Regions from separate parts of the Homo sapiens genome. Here all the other regions are linked to region 3. A link is an interaction called in ENCODE POLR2A ChIA-PET data of the cell type or tissue named here. Cell type or tissue: OCI-LY7. All regions are shown on one strand.

What was found. ChIA-PET counts read pairs that join two places held together with the same protein. Peaks named below come from ENCODE experiments on the same cell type or tissue, not always from the same donor. Only the 100,000 strongest peaks of a DNase experiment are listed, where the experiment ranks them.
Region 1: POLR2A ChIA-PET joins it to region 3 with 5 read pairs; 2 of 35 experiments call an interaction of 5 or more read pairs at or near these places.
Region 2: POLR2A ChIA-PET joins it to region 3 with 9 read pairs; 1 of 35 experiments calls an interaction of 5 or more read pairs at or near these places.

What each region holds. Positions count from the first base shown.
Region 1 is chr3:23,453,318-23,457,317 of GRCh38, forward strand. All of the region lies in intron 3 of UBE2E2 (ubiquitin conjugating enzyme E2 E2), which reads left to right. Among named protein-coding and RNA genes, the nearest start is that of UBE2E2, 250 kb to the left of the region's middle. In OCI-LY7, no CTCF peak of the experiment used is centred here; no DNase peak of the experiment used is centred here.
Region 2 is chr3:24,086,495-24,090,494 of GRCh38, forward strand. No RefSeq gene overlaps it. Among named protein-coding and RNA genes, the nearest start is that of LINC00691, 15 kb to the right of the region's middle. In OCI-LY7, CTCF peaks have their summits at 2,518 and 2,717; a DNase peak (open chromatin) is centred at 2,487.
Region 3 is chr3:23,590,977-23,594,976 of GRCh38, forward strand. It overlaps UBE2E2 (ubiquitin conjugating enzyme E2 E2), which reads left to right. Exons shown (of 6, transcript NM_152653.4): 6 at 1-818. Among named protein-coding and RNA genes, the nearest start is that of UBE2E1, 210 kb to the right of the region's middle. RefSeq lists enhancers at 2,876-2,925, 2,946-3,055. In OCI-LY7, no CTCF peak of the experiment used is centred here; DNase peaks (open chromatin) are centred at 175, 2,435, 2,795 and 3,565; H3K4me3 peaks cover 2,936 bases; H3K27ac peaks cover 4,000 bases.

The DNA of each region.
Region 1 (4,000 bases), 140 kb before region 3:
ATATGTTTGGAGGCTCTCCATTTGTTTCTGTTTTTTTTTGTGGTGAGGAAAGAAAAAAATACTTTATATCTTTAACCTGTTTTTTAAAAAGAAAGTTGGCATGAATATGTCTTAAGGGAAGTTAAACAGAATATATACCCAAAGTATTAACAAATGAAAAACAAAGACTACAGTTTTAGCCTACTTTCTCTTTCCACATATTTCACTTCTCATTTAAAAATTGTATGCATCTTTGAAGACTAGAACTGAGGTGCTTACAACAGTGGTTTGAGGATATTTTAAAATCCCTTTTTATATATTTCTGAATCTGGAAAGGGAATCATTGATGATCTTAATAAAATATAAATCAAGATATTGCATATTAACGACTTTATAAAACAAACTGTGAATACATTTGTCATTATAGATTTTCCTAACCCTCTGCAACCAACAGAGCTTTCTTGTAGAGCAGTGTATTACAGCTTTCCTTTCAAAATGTATTTGTACATTGGCCAAGGAAGCATCTCTTCATTGTGAAGATGTTACAAATATCTTGATAGGGGAAGAAACTTTTTCTGAGCTTATTATAGTGGTGCTAGTTACCTTTTAAAGAAGATACACGTCTAGTAGTAAACACCTAGAATGTCTGCTATAAAATAACTTAAAGGTATAGTTTTCTATACTCTTTAATTTTACAGAAGGGAGGCAGCATTCTGAGATATTTGCATATTGTGTAAGATTATGTTGCTAAATGTAAGTATTTAATTTGTTAGAATCATAGACTCCTAGAACTTGAGGAATAAGAGGAGACTTGTTTTACCTTTGTCAGTTTTGTTCTGTTTGAATTTTTAAGAAGCTAATGAATTTTTAGATCCCCATTAGTTGCTCTTTAAATTATTTTAATACTTTATAAACTGATTTTTTAAATTTTAACAGTACTTAAATGTAATAACTTTATACCATGTGTTTATTAGTTATTAACTTACAGTAGAAAATCTACTTGAAACAGCTTATTATTTTAAAAGAACAAAACGCTTTGAAAAAGAATGGTTTATTTTAAAAGGTGCCACCCATGAATGCAATCCATATTTTAAAAGCTGAGAGTTGGGTAAGACCTTTAAGGGAGGTCTCATGTCTGAGCGCTTTCCATCTACCTGCTGAAGTCTGATTTAAGTCTCATCTGCTACCTTGTATCTTTAGTCTCATAAAGAACTTTAAGACAAAAATTATGGAATAAATTGCCAGAAAAGCTAAGAGAAGTTTTGCTTACAGTACAAGAAATACCTCATATAACACAGACTGTGTTTCATCCTGCTAATGGGATAGCCCAACAGCTTTCTTCCATCCGTGTGTGATGTCTGGGTATGCCTATATGAGAAATAATACGTGAATATGCACCTAGAATAACAGCTCTTTTAAAGTTTTGTTTGAACTAAGTGCAAGTTTGGCAAGATGCCATACTATTTTTTGATAGCATACAAATTCAAGCACTAAAATAAAAGACTACCTCCTGGTAAAGTGTTGTACAGTGTACTTCCTAATTTAGCTGAAGCTAAACTCAAAATTTGAACTTTGCATAGAAAATGTTAGGAATTTTTTTTGTCTGTTTACCTTACGTTTTGCAGTATTTTGTTTCTTTATGGGTGTATCCGAGATTATGAAAAGTCATTGAAGCCAAGTGTGGGGACTTGATCCCTAAGCAGAATTCACTGGATTATCATGTCTTCCTGCCTAACCCAGGTCTCTGCATGACAAGAATAGTTTTAATGCAGATTTTGCTCTCTTCTCTTTCTGAGAGACCTGAAAAGTTTAGCTTTCCAAAGGCTTCCCTGCATGCGAGGTAAATAGATGGAGCAGAACTATCAACAATCTATAATTAAGCAGCTTGACTACCTGTCAATAGGAAATGCCCTCTGTGTCTACCACACAAGTGAATTACAGGAACCTCAGAGATACTGCAGGTTCGGCTCGAGACCACAGCAATAAAGCAGATGTTGCAACACAGTGAGTCACACAAATTTTTTGGTTTCCCAGTGCATCCAAAAATTATGTTTATACTGTATTGTAGCCAATTAAGTGTGCAGTGACTTTATGTCTAAAGAGGACAATGCATATACCTTAATAACAAGTACATTATTGGGCTAAGCACAGTGGCTCATTCCTGTAATCCCAGCACTTTGGGAGGCAAATGCAGGAGGATCACTTAAGGCTAGGAGTTCAAGACCAGCCTGGTCAACATAATGAGACCCCCATTTCTACAAAAAATTAGCCGGGCTAATTTTTTAAGTTTTCAGCTTAGGCGGAGGATCACTTGAGCCCAGGAGTTCAAGGCTGCTATGAGCTGGGATCACGCCACTGCACTCCAGTGTAAGCAACAGAGCGAGACCCTGTCTCTTAAAAAGAAAAATAAGAAAACTTTATTACTGAAAGATCCTAACGATCATCTGAGCCTTTAGGGAGTCATAATCTTTTTGCTGGTGAAGGGTCTTTCCTTGATGTGGATGGCTGCTCACTGATCAAGGTGGTGGTTGCTGAAGGCTGGAGTAGCTGTGGTAATTTCTTACAATAAAACAACGATGAAATTTGTTGCATCAGTTGACTCATCCTTTCACAAAAGATTTCTCTGTAGCATGAACAGTTGTTTGGCAGTATTTTACCCACAATGTAACTTCTTTCAAAATTGGAGTCAGTCCTCTCAAACTCTGCCACGGCTTTATCAACTGATATTATGTAATATTCTGAATCCTTTGTTGACATTGCAACAGTGTTCATAGCATCTTTACCAGGAGTAGATTCCATCTTAAGTAATCACTTTCTTTGCTTATTCCTAAGAAGCAACTCTTCATTTGTTCAAGTTTGATCATAAGATTGCAGCAAATCAATATCTTTAGGCTCCACTTATAATTCTAGTTCTCTTGCTATTTCTACCATCTTTGCAGTTACTTCCTCCATTGAAATCAAACCCCTCAAATCATCCATGAGAGTTGGAATCAACTTCTATCAAGCTCCTATCAACTTGATATTTTGACCTCATCTCATGATCACGAATGTTCTTAATGGCGTCTAGAATGGTGAATCCATTCCACAAGATTTTCAGTTGACTTTGCCCAGATCCATCAGAGGAATCACTGCGAATGGGAGCTATTGCCTTACAAAATGTATTTCTTCAATAATAACACTTGAAAGTCAAAATTACTCTTTGGTTTATGGGCTACAGAATGGTTGTTGAGTTAGCAGGTATGAAAGCAACATTCATCTCCTTATACATCTCCACCAGAGCTCTTCGGTGACCAGGTGCATTGTCAGTGAGCAGTAGTGTTTTGAAGAGAATCTTGTTTTTGAACAGTAGGTCTCAACAGTGGACTTTAAAAATATTCAGTAAACTGTGCAGTAAACAAGTGTGCTGTCATCGCAGCTTTATATAGCGTAGGTAAAGTTGATTTAGCATAATTATTTAAGGCCCTAGGATTTTTGGATTAGTAAGTGAGCATTGGCTTCAACTTAAATGTCACCATCTGCATTAGCCCCTAACAAGAGGGTCAGCCTGTCCTTTGAAGCTTTGAAGCCAGGAGCTGACTTCTCCTCTCTAGCTCGGAAAGTCCTAGATGGCCTCTTCTTCCAAAAGAAGGCTGTTTGTTACCCACACAATGGGTGGGTTTGATTGCTTGGTGGATGACAGTCCATTTACCATAATCGAGGATTCAGCAAGGAGATTTTATTACTTGTAATAAGAAGAATGCTGAGGATAGTTCCCAAAGCAAAACCTTCCTGAACAATGGTGAAAACAAGCTTTTATTGGGCTGGTTAACTGAGTCATTGTATGTTGAGGTGGAGTAAAGGCAGCACCCGAGCAGTCCCTGATGATGCTTCTATATATGCTGCGTGTATAGAAAATGGGGGCTAAGCTTCTCTCTGGGCAGGGATTTTAGTATGCATTGAAGGGAGTTTGCCAAAGTTCATCTGCAACTGACGCATCTCTAGATCCAACTGGTTTTTCTGGGGCTAAGCTTCTTCCTGGAAG
Region 2 (4,000 bases), 500 kb after region 3:
TTGGGTCTGACCCCATTCAGTTTTGAGCAAAGTTCTTATAAAACATCCATGGATACATGCCTTCTAAGTATCTACTACATGCATATATATATGTGGCAAATGACGTACCAAAAAAGTCTAAGTAAAGGTTTCTGTTCTCAAAGAGTATATAATTGGAAAGCAAATATAAAAGTTAAATATTAATAAACTCTGTGGAGTTCTTAGTACTGGAACTTTACCAGCCTTCGTTTTGCACTGTGTAAAATGTGGACTAGATGGTCTCTAAGGGGCCTTAGTTTGGGTATTTTGGAATTGTGTGATTATGTTGTAGGCTGTTCAAGATTTTTTTTTAGAGGTATGAGGAAACATGGTTAGCATTAGACTCCAAACCACAGGGAAAAAGAGATGTTGGAAGTCAGCCAGGATAGAATTCAACATCACTTTGGGTCACTTGGAAAATATTTCTGTAAATATAGAAGACACATATATTTCTCTTTAAATATAAGACTAAGGAAGGTGGCTGGATAATTACATTGCTGTATAATCCTCTGCCTAAGAGCTGCAAGTACCAGTGGAGAAACAAAAGGAACAGGAAGCTAATCGGTGAACTCTGGAAAGCTTGCACACAACCAAGGCAAATGGTTTCTCTCCTCACAATGGGACTCTCAATCCTTGGCTAAACAGTCAAACAAACACTCAAGAGAAACTCAAAACCAGTTGCAAGGTAAAAGGTGGAAAAGGATTTTTGCCCACTCAACTGGGCTTAAAGCCTTTGGAGAAGTGCTTCAGGGCTTACAGATGAGACAAAGGCAACAGAGGGAGCTGTGTTGGAGAGAATTAAAAGCAAAGGCATAGAGTAAACAGGTTTCAACCAGACAGTCTTTATTGTTGAAAAGCCACTCTGAACAAAATCCTGCTTTTTACTTCCAAATTACTGCAGCAGAAAGCTCCAGGAAACTAACAAGACTAGCAAATGTTAACGTTGAATACCCTCCACACACATCACCTTCCCATTCCCTTCTTTCAGTCTGCAAGAAATATGTTAAAACACCAAAATAATGTACTCCTTCCCCATTATAAAGTAGCATAAACAAGAAGAGCTATCTTTGGAAGACAGACAGGATAGCAAAGGAGATAAAATTTAAAATCAGGCAAGCCTGATGTGTTGCCTTGAGCACGTAACTTAACCTCTCTAAGCCTCAGTTTTCTCATCTGTAAAATGGAGATAATAATGGTACCTACCTTATGGGGTTGTCATAACAATTAAATAGGATAACTGACTTCAAGTGTTTAGTACAAGACCCGAGACATCGTAAATAAACACTCAGTAAACAGTAGATATTATTGTCATCATTATTAGTTTTATTTTAAAATCTTCTTTGGTGCAAAAATATAACTTTTCTTTAGCTATTATAGAGAGTAATTTTTGATTCCTTTACTCTGTGTTTCAGGGAATCTCTGCATATAGCTACAAAGTCACCCAGGGAAGGACAAGCTCATGGAGGGCTCTTTCCTGCCCATTCGCCTCATTTAAGTGCAGCCATCCTTCAGGCCCTTGGTTAAGCTTCCAAGGACCCTATGGGTCAAGGTATGTTACCCCTTTTGCATCCCCAATTGCTTACCACAATTGTAATTAGGTGGTTATTTATGTAATTATTTGTCTGTTTTATCAACTGCTTAATTTTCAAAAAGTTAAAAATGATTTTCATCCAAATGTGTAGTGACCGCATGCCAAAGATTGATCTAACCCAGGAAACTAGAAGCATAATTAGGCTGGTTCAAAGAGCATTTGTAAGTTGTGGAAGGTATGTTGAAGCAAGTTTGCTATATTATAGACAAAAATCCTACTCCTGTTTCCTGAAATGTTCTATAGGCAAAAAAATTATAACCTTTGGGGTTGTCTTTTGTATTTCACTAGACAAAAGTCTACAAAGTAACGTATAACTCCACAGACGCTCCACTTTAATCAGTGGTAAATAGTGAATCAAATAAAGGTACATTCTGCTAGATAATGAAATAAGCACTGGAGTAGGGGTAGGGACTCTTAAGTGAAGTTTTGGTATGACTTTGAAAAGACATGCAGTCCTCTTTTGGCCTTATTTCCAAGACTTGAATAATTTTTCTTAATAAATGTCTATCTCCTCCGGTAGAACGTAAGCTCCGCGATGTTGGGGTCTATGTGGTCTTGTAGTCCCAAGCCCTGCACAGTGCCTGGCATGATTGTCTAAACCAGGGGTGTCCAATCTTCTGGCTTCCCTGTGCCACATTGGTAGAAGGAGAATTATCTTGGGCCACACACAAAATACACGAACACTAATGATAGCTGATGAGCTAAAAAAAAATCGCAGAAAAATCTCATAATGTTTTAAGAAAGTTTATGAATTTGTGTTGGGCCACATTCAGAGCCGTCCTGGGCTGCAGGTTGAATAAGCTTGGAGCTTGGTAAACCAAGCCTTCTGGGTCTGGGGTAAGGTCTGTGATGTTTTTGTTGCAATATCTTGCTGTGTCCTCTAGGGTGCTCCTTGTTCTCTCTTGGAGCCAGTCCCTGCTGCAGAATTTGTTCTGTAAACTTATACTTTGTATCCTAGATTTTATTTTCAATTTTTGTATTTAAGTTCACAAGTGAATTGAGCTATCATTTAATTTCTTTGTTGGTGTCTTTAGGTTTTGTGATCAAAACCACATTTACCTCATAAAAATCAATTGAATTACATGCTGTTCTATTTTGGAATAGTTTTGGTAATAACAAAAGGAGTAAATTGTTTTTAGAAAATTTAAGAAAATACTTCAGTGACTTCATTAGTACCATTTTGAAGGGGGGCATAAACTTCTTATAACTGTTTCTACTTCTGTGATTAGTTTATTTGTGCATTTGTGTTCTCTGTTTTGCTGTGACCCATTTTAGTATTTAATACTTTAGCAGCTATCCATAGAGTATTGATAATAATTATTCATACATAGTTTAGAATATTATCATCCCTACTTTTTTTTTTTTTTAATTATACTTTAAGTTTTAGGGTACATGTGCACATTGTGCAGGTTAGTTACATATGTATACATGTGACATGCTGGTGCGCTGCACCCACTAACTCGTCATCTAGCATTAGGTATATCTCCCAATGCTATCCCTCCCCCCTCCCCCCTCCCCACCACAGTCCCCAGAGTGTGATATTCCCCTTCCTGTGTCCATGTGATCTCATTGTTCAATTCCCACCTATGAGTGAGAATATGCGGTGTTTGGTTTTTTGTTCTTGCGTTAGTTTACTGAGAATGATGGTTTCCAATTTCATCCATGTCCCTACAAAGGACATGAACTCATCATTTTTTATGGCTGCATAGTATTCCATGGTGTATATGTGCCACATTTTCTTAATCCAGTCTATCATTGTTGGACATTTGGCTTGGTTCCAAGTCTTTGCTATTGTGAATAATGCCGCAATAAACATATGTGTGCATGTGTCTTTATAGCAGCATGATTTATAGTCATTTGGGTATATACGCAGTAATGGGATGGCTGGGTCAAATGGTATTTCTAGTTCTAGATCCCTGAGGAATCGCCACACTGACTTCCACAATGGTTGAACTAGTTTACAGTCCCACCAACAGTGTAAAAGTGTTCCTATTTCTCCACATCCTCTCCAGCACCTGTTGTTTCCTGACTTTTTAATGATTGCCATTCTAACTGGTGTGAGATGATATCTCATAGTGGTTTTGATTTGCATTTCTCTGATGGCCAGTGATGATGAGCATTTTTTCATGTGTTTTTTGGCTGCATAAATGTCTTCTTTTGAGAAGTGTCTGTTCATGTCCTTCGCCCACTTTTTGATGGGGTTGTTTGTTTTTTTCTTGTAAATTTGTTTGAGTTTATTGTAGATTCTGGATATTAGCCCTTTGTCAGATGAGTAGGTTGCGAAAATTTTCTCCCATGTTGTAGGTTGCCTGTTCACTCTGATGGTAGTTTCTTTTGCAGTGCAGAAGCTCTTTAGTTTAATTAGATCCCATTTGTCAATTTTGGCTTTTG
Region 3 (4,000 bases):
TGTTGTTGTTGTTGTTGTTGCTGCTCTTTTTTCTCCATGATTTTAGCAAAAGAAGTAAACTCAACTGTATTGGTCACGGTCAGCCCATTCAATGACAAGGGTGTCTGTCTGGCTTCACCTTCAGGCTATTTTAGTGTGCAGCTATAGGAGGCAGAGGAAACGTGGGTGGTGTAGTTTCTAAAACACGCTGACTTGCTGATTGATAATTCAGGGTTATTAGTGTAACAAAGCGTAGTGGAAACTCCTACTCCTGCTGCACCATACAGTTACAGACCCTACCATACTCTTGGTCTCATTTAAGGAACCATTAACACCTTCACTGCTGAAAAGCAGGATTTATAAGCATAAGTCATCCACCTCTAAATATTTTAACATTTAAAATGCCTGATTCAAAAGATACAGTTTTTGTTGTTTTTAACTAGTTAAAAATAAATCCTAAGAAAATATATTTAAATATTGCAAATGCCACTTCTAAACCAAAATACCTGAGAATATTTTTTGTCTTTTTAATAACGATTTTACCATTCATTTTATTTAAAAACATTTCTCAGCATAGCAGGGCACTGTATGGTCTCTGATGCACTACTCAACCCTCTAGTTGTAGTAGAGGGAGCCACAGACAGTACATAAATGCATTGGGCAGAGCTATATTCCAGTGAAACTTTATTTACCACCATAGGCATGGGATTTGGCCCATGGGTTGTAGTTTGCCAATCCCTGACACAGACCAACATAGACTGGGGGCTGGATGAAAAACAAATAACGATGTGTCATTTCTTTCTTTAACATAAAATAAATTCAATATGGTACAACACTGATTTTTGGAAAGTTGCTCAGAATGTTTAATTGCCTACAGTTTCTCACCACAAAGTTTTTTATTTTTACTTCAGATTTTAAAATTCAGCACTAAAGGCATTGAACCATTGAAAATAAAATTTTATTAAACTGCTTTTTTCCCCTACTTTTGGCTGATTAAACCAGACCCATAATACTAATACTTTAAAGACAATCTTTATAGGCAGTTTTTAAATTAAATTTTTTTTTTTTTGGTCTGTAGCAACAAGGTCTCACTGTGTTGCCCAGGCTGGTCTCAAACTCCTGGCCTCAAGTGATCCTCTCACCACAGCCTCCAAAACTGCTAGGATTATATAGGCTTGAGCCACTGTAGCCAGCCAACACACATTTTAAGTGATAAATATATTACATTGCACATTTCACATCTACTTGTACATCAGACCATTTAAAAATGTGTTATTAGGCCAGGCTTGGTGGCTCACACCTGTAATCCTAGCTTGGGACGCCGAGGTAGAGATTGCTTGAGCCCAGGATTTCGAGACCAGCCTAAGCAACATGACAAAACCCAGGCTCTACAAAAAAATACAAAAATGAGCTGGGCATGGTGGTGCACGCCTGTAGTCCCCGCCACTCGGGAGGCTTAGGTCAGAGGATCACCTGAACCCAGGAAGTCGAGGCTGCAGTGAGCCATAATTGCGCCAGTGCACCCCAGCCTGGGCAACAGAGCAAGACGCTGTCTCAAAAACAAAACAAAATTTGTGATATTTAGGAACCAAAGATTACAACAACTCTAGTAGGAATTCTAGTCACTGACCTGTTTGTTTTCCTGTGACCCATTTTTAGGTTTAATGCCCATCTGTGATATGAAGAGGCTGTAAAACTTCTCTCCCCAACTTTATGATTTATTCATACTTCATGACAAATGTACACAGCCCTCAAAATGTAAAAGCTAGAGAAACTCCAGAGAAACCAACAAACTTAGTAGAGCTGAAGTCTAGATTTCAAATAACATGGTCATTTTACTTGAAATCTGTAATTGCAGCAGGCAATACAATTCCAATAAATTTTTTAAAATGCATGTAAAATAAGATTTAAGAGTAATTTGACACTCAGTAAACAAAATTGTTTAGCTTAAAAATACAGGGATAACATTTCTAAAATTTAGGAATTATTTTGTACCATAATAATGCTGAATTTTTCACACTAGTTACTGCTAGATATAGTATTTGTAGCTATGTTAGATAAAATGTTGGCAGATCCTTGACTGAGGCAAGACCATTGGTTATTGAGGAAATGGTTTGAGATTATATTTGTTGATCTTAAATCATTCAAAACGTTGTGTCCTTAATTTGTCATCAAGCTGCAAACAAGGGGAAGATTTTTATCTGTTCTACAGGAATCCACTGATGATAGCAACTGCAGAAGTAGTCAGTCTTTTCTTCTTATTCCAAGATTAGGAAGTAAACATAGAAGTTCATCACGTAAACTTATTTAGGAATTAAAAAGAAAGGAAATAATATGTATTCAGGATGTACTATACCAGGCTATAATAAGTCATCTAATAAAAGCTCAGCCTACCTTTTAAGGGTGTAGGTGGCCCTCAGTCGCAAAAAGCTAACCAGGTGCCAAAGCGAGATTCCCATTCAAGCATGTGACACCAGAGCCCTTACTGTCAACGACAAAACCACATAAACCTTTCCTTTGACTATGAGGGCATACCATAAAAATGAATTGGCATAATTCAGTCTTAGAGTCAAGGAGGAGCACAATTCCTAGGTGGTGGGGTTTTGCCATCTTCAAAAAATGGGAAAAAAAAATGTTGAAGAAAATGTGGACTTGATATTAGATGGGAGACCAAACAGGAGGGACCAGCATTCTGATCTTAGAGGTACTGCATGCAGATTTGATCAGCCATGGGGAAACAGGTCAGTTGGAAAACCCCTGAACTTCTCTGCATCTCAGTACTGCAATAAGAGGGGTGTTAATTATTGTCAGGCATGGCAACTTTTTGATGTCTGTATCTTTAAAAAGAGAGGTCTTCATACTTAATACTGAAAACAGTTGAAATTGCACCCAAAAAGCCCTACCAGATATCCTGACCACCTGCATTTTATTTCAAGGTAGCTTTGTAACTGTCAAAATGTCCTTACTGTACAGAACACTTTCATATGTGGACCAGGACTGCGAGCCGAATGAGCACACCCTATACCTCAGCTAGTCCTAGAATTGTCCTCAGAGGCATTGAAGAGCTGACCTAGTTATATTCTGAACCCTAACATTTTAAGCTACATCAGATCTGGAATCTTTGGGAGTTGAGACCATCAAGGAGCTTAGAGTAGCTTGGCCTCTGAGGACCTTCCATGGTAGCCATGCGTTTCCCCACATCCATGCCGCCACCTTGGGAGCCAACTGGAACATTCATTCTCTGTTAAGTAGAAGGAATGTTCACATTCCTTTCACTCTCACGTTCCCCCATGAGCACTGGTAATGTGGGTTAAGGTTATCTTAAAACAGAATGTCTTACGTCTCAGGAACCCCTTGGTCCTGGACAAACCAAGACTGTTGGTCACATGAGCTTTTGTGCTCAGAGTACCAAGGTTAAGATCTTAGGCAATGCCTGGGACCAGTTTTTCCCATAGAAATATTTAACTTAAGGACAGTGTTTTCCTTGATGCACAATGATGGCTTTAGAAGGGATCTTCTATCTGAAAAACCCTGCCCCTCTCTGTGGCTTCCACACCTAGGCCTCTTCATTCATTTCCTGCTTCTGAAGGCCTCTGAGGGATTTAAACCAACTGCAGCCTTTCTTTACATCTCTGAACATGGCTTAAGGTATGTATGTCTTTCTGTGAAGGAACAGGAGTAGTCTGAAGACTAATAAGCTTTTTGAGAGGATTTCTCAAAAGGAACGTGTGAATTTTTAAACATGGGACCCACACAGGAAAATGGGGGAGATGTGGTAACCACCGATCTCTCTTGTTTATAAATCCATACAGTCAAAGTGGGGGCCAACCCCAATTATTCCAGAATGCCCAGTGTCAGAGTTTTCACTTCTGGTTACAGAAGGAAACCTTACCCACTAACCTTGGCAACCTTTAGAGCTGTGTGACTCCCAGCCCCCGTCTCACAGCATCCCCTCCTTCCCCTTAACATGACCCTCATCCATCTTTTTAAAAATTAGATAGGAGGTTAGAGTTCAGGATGA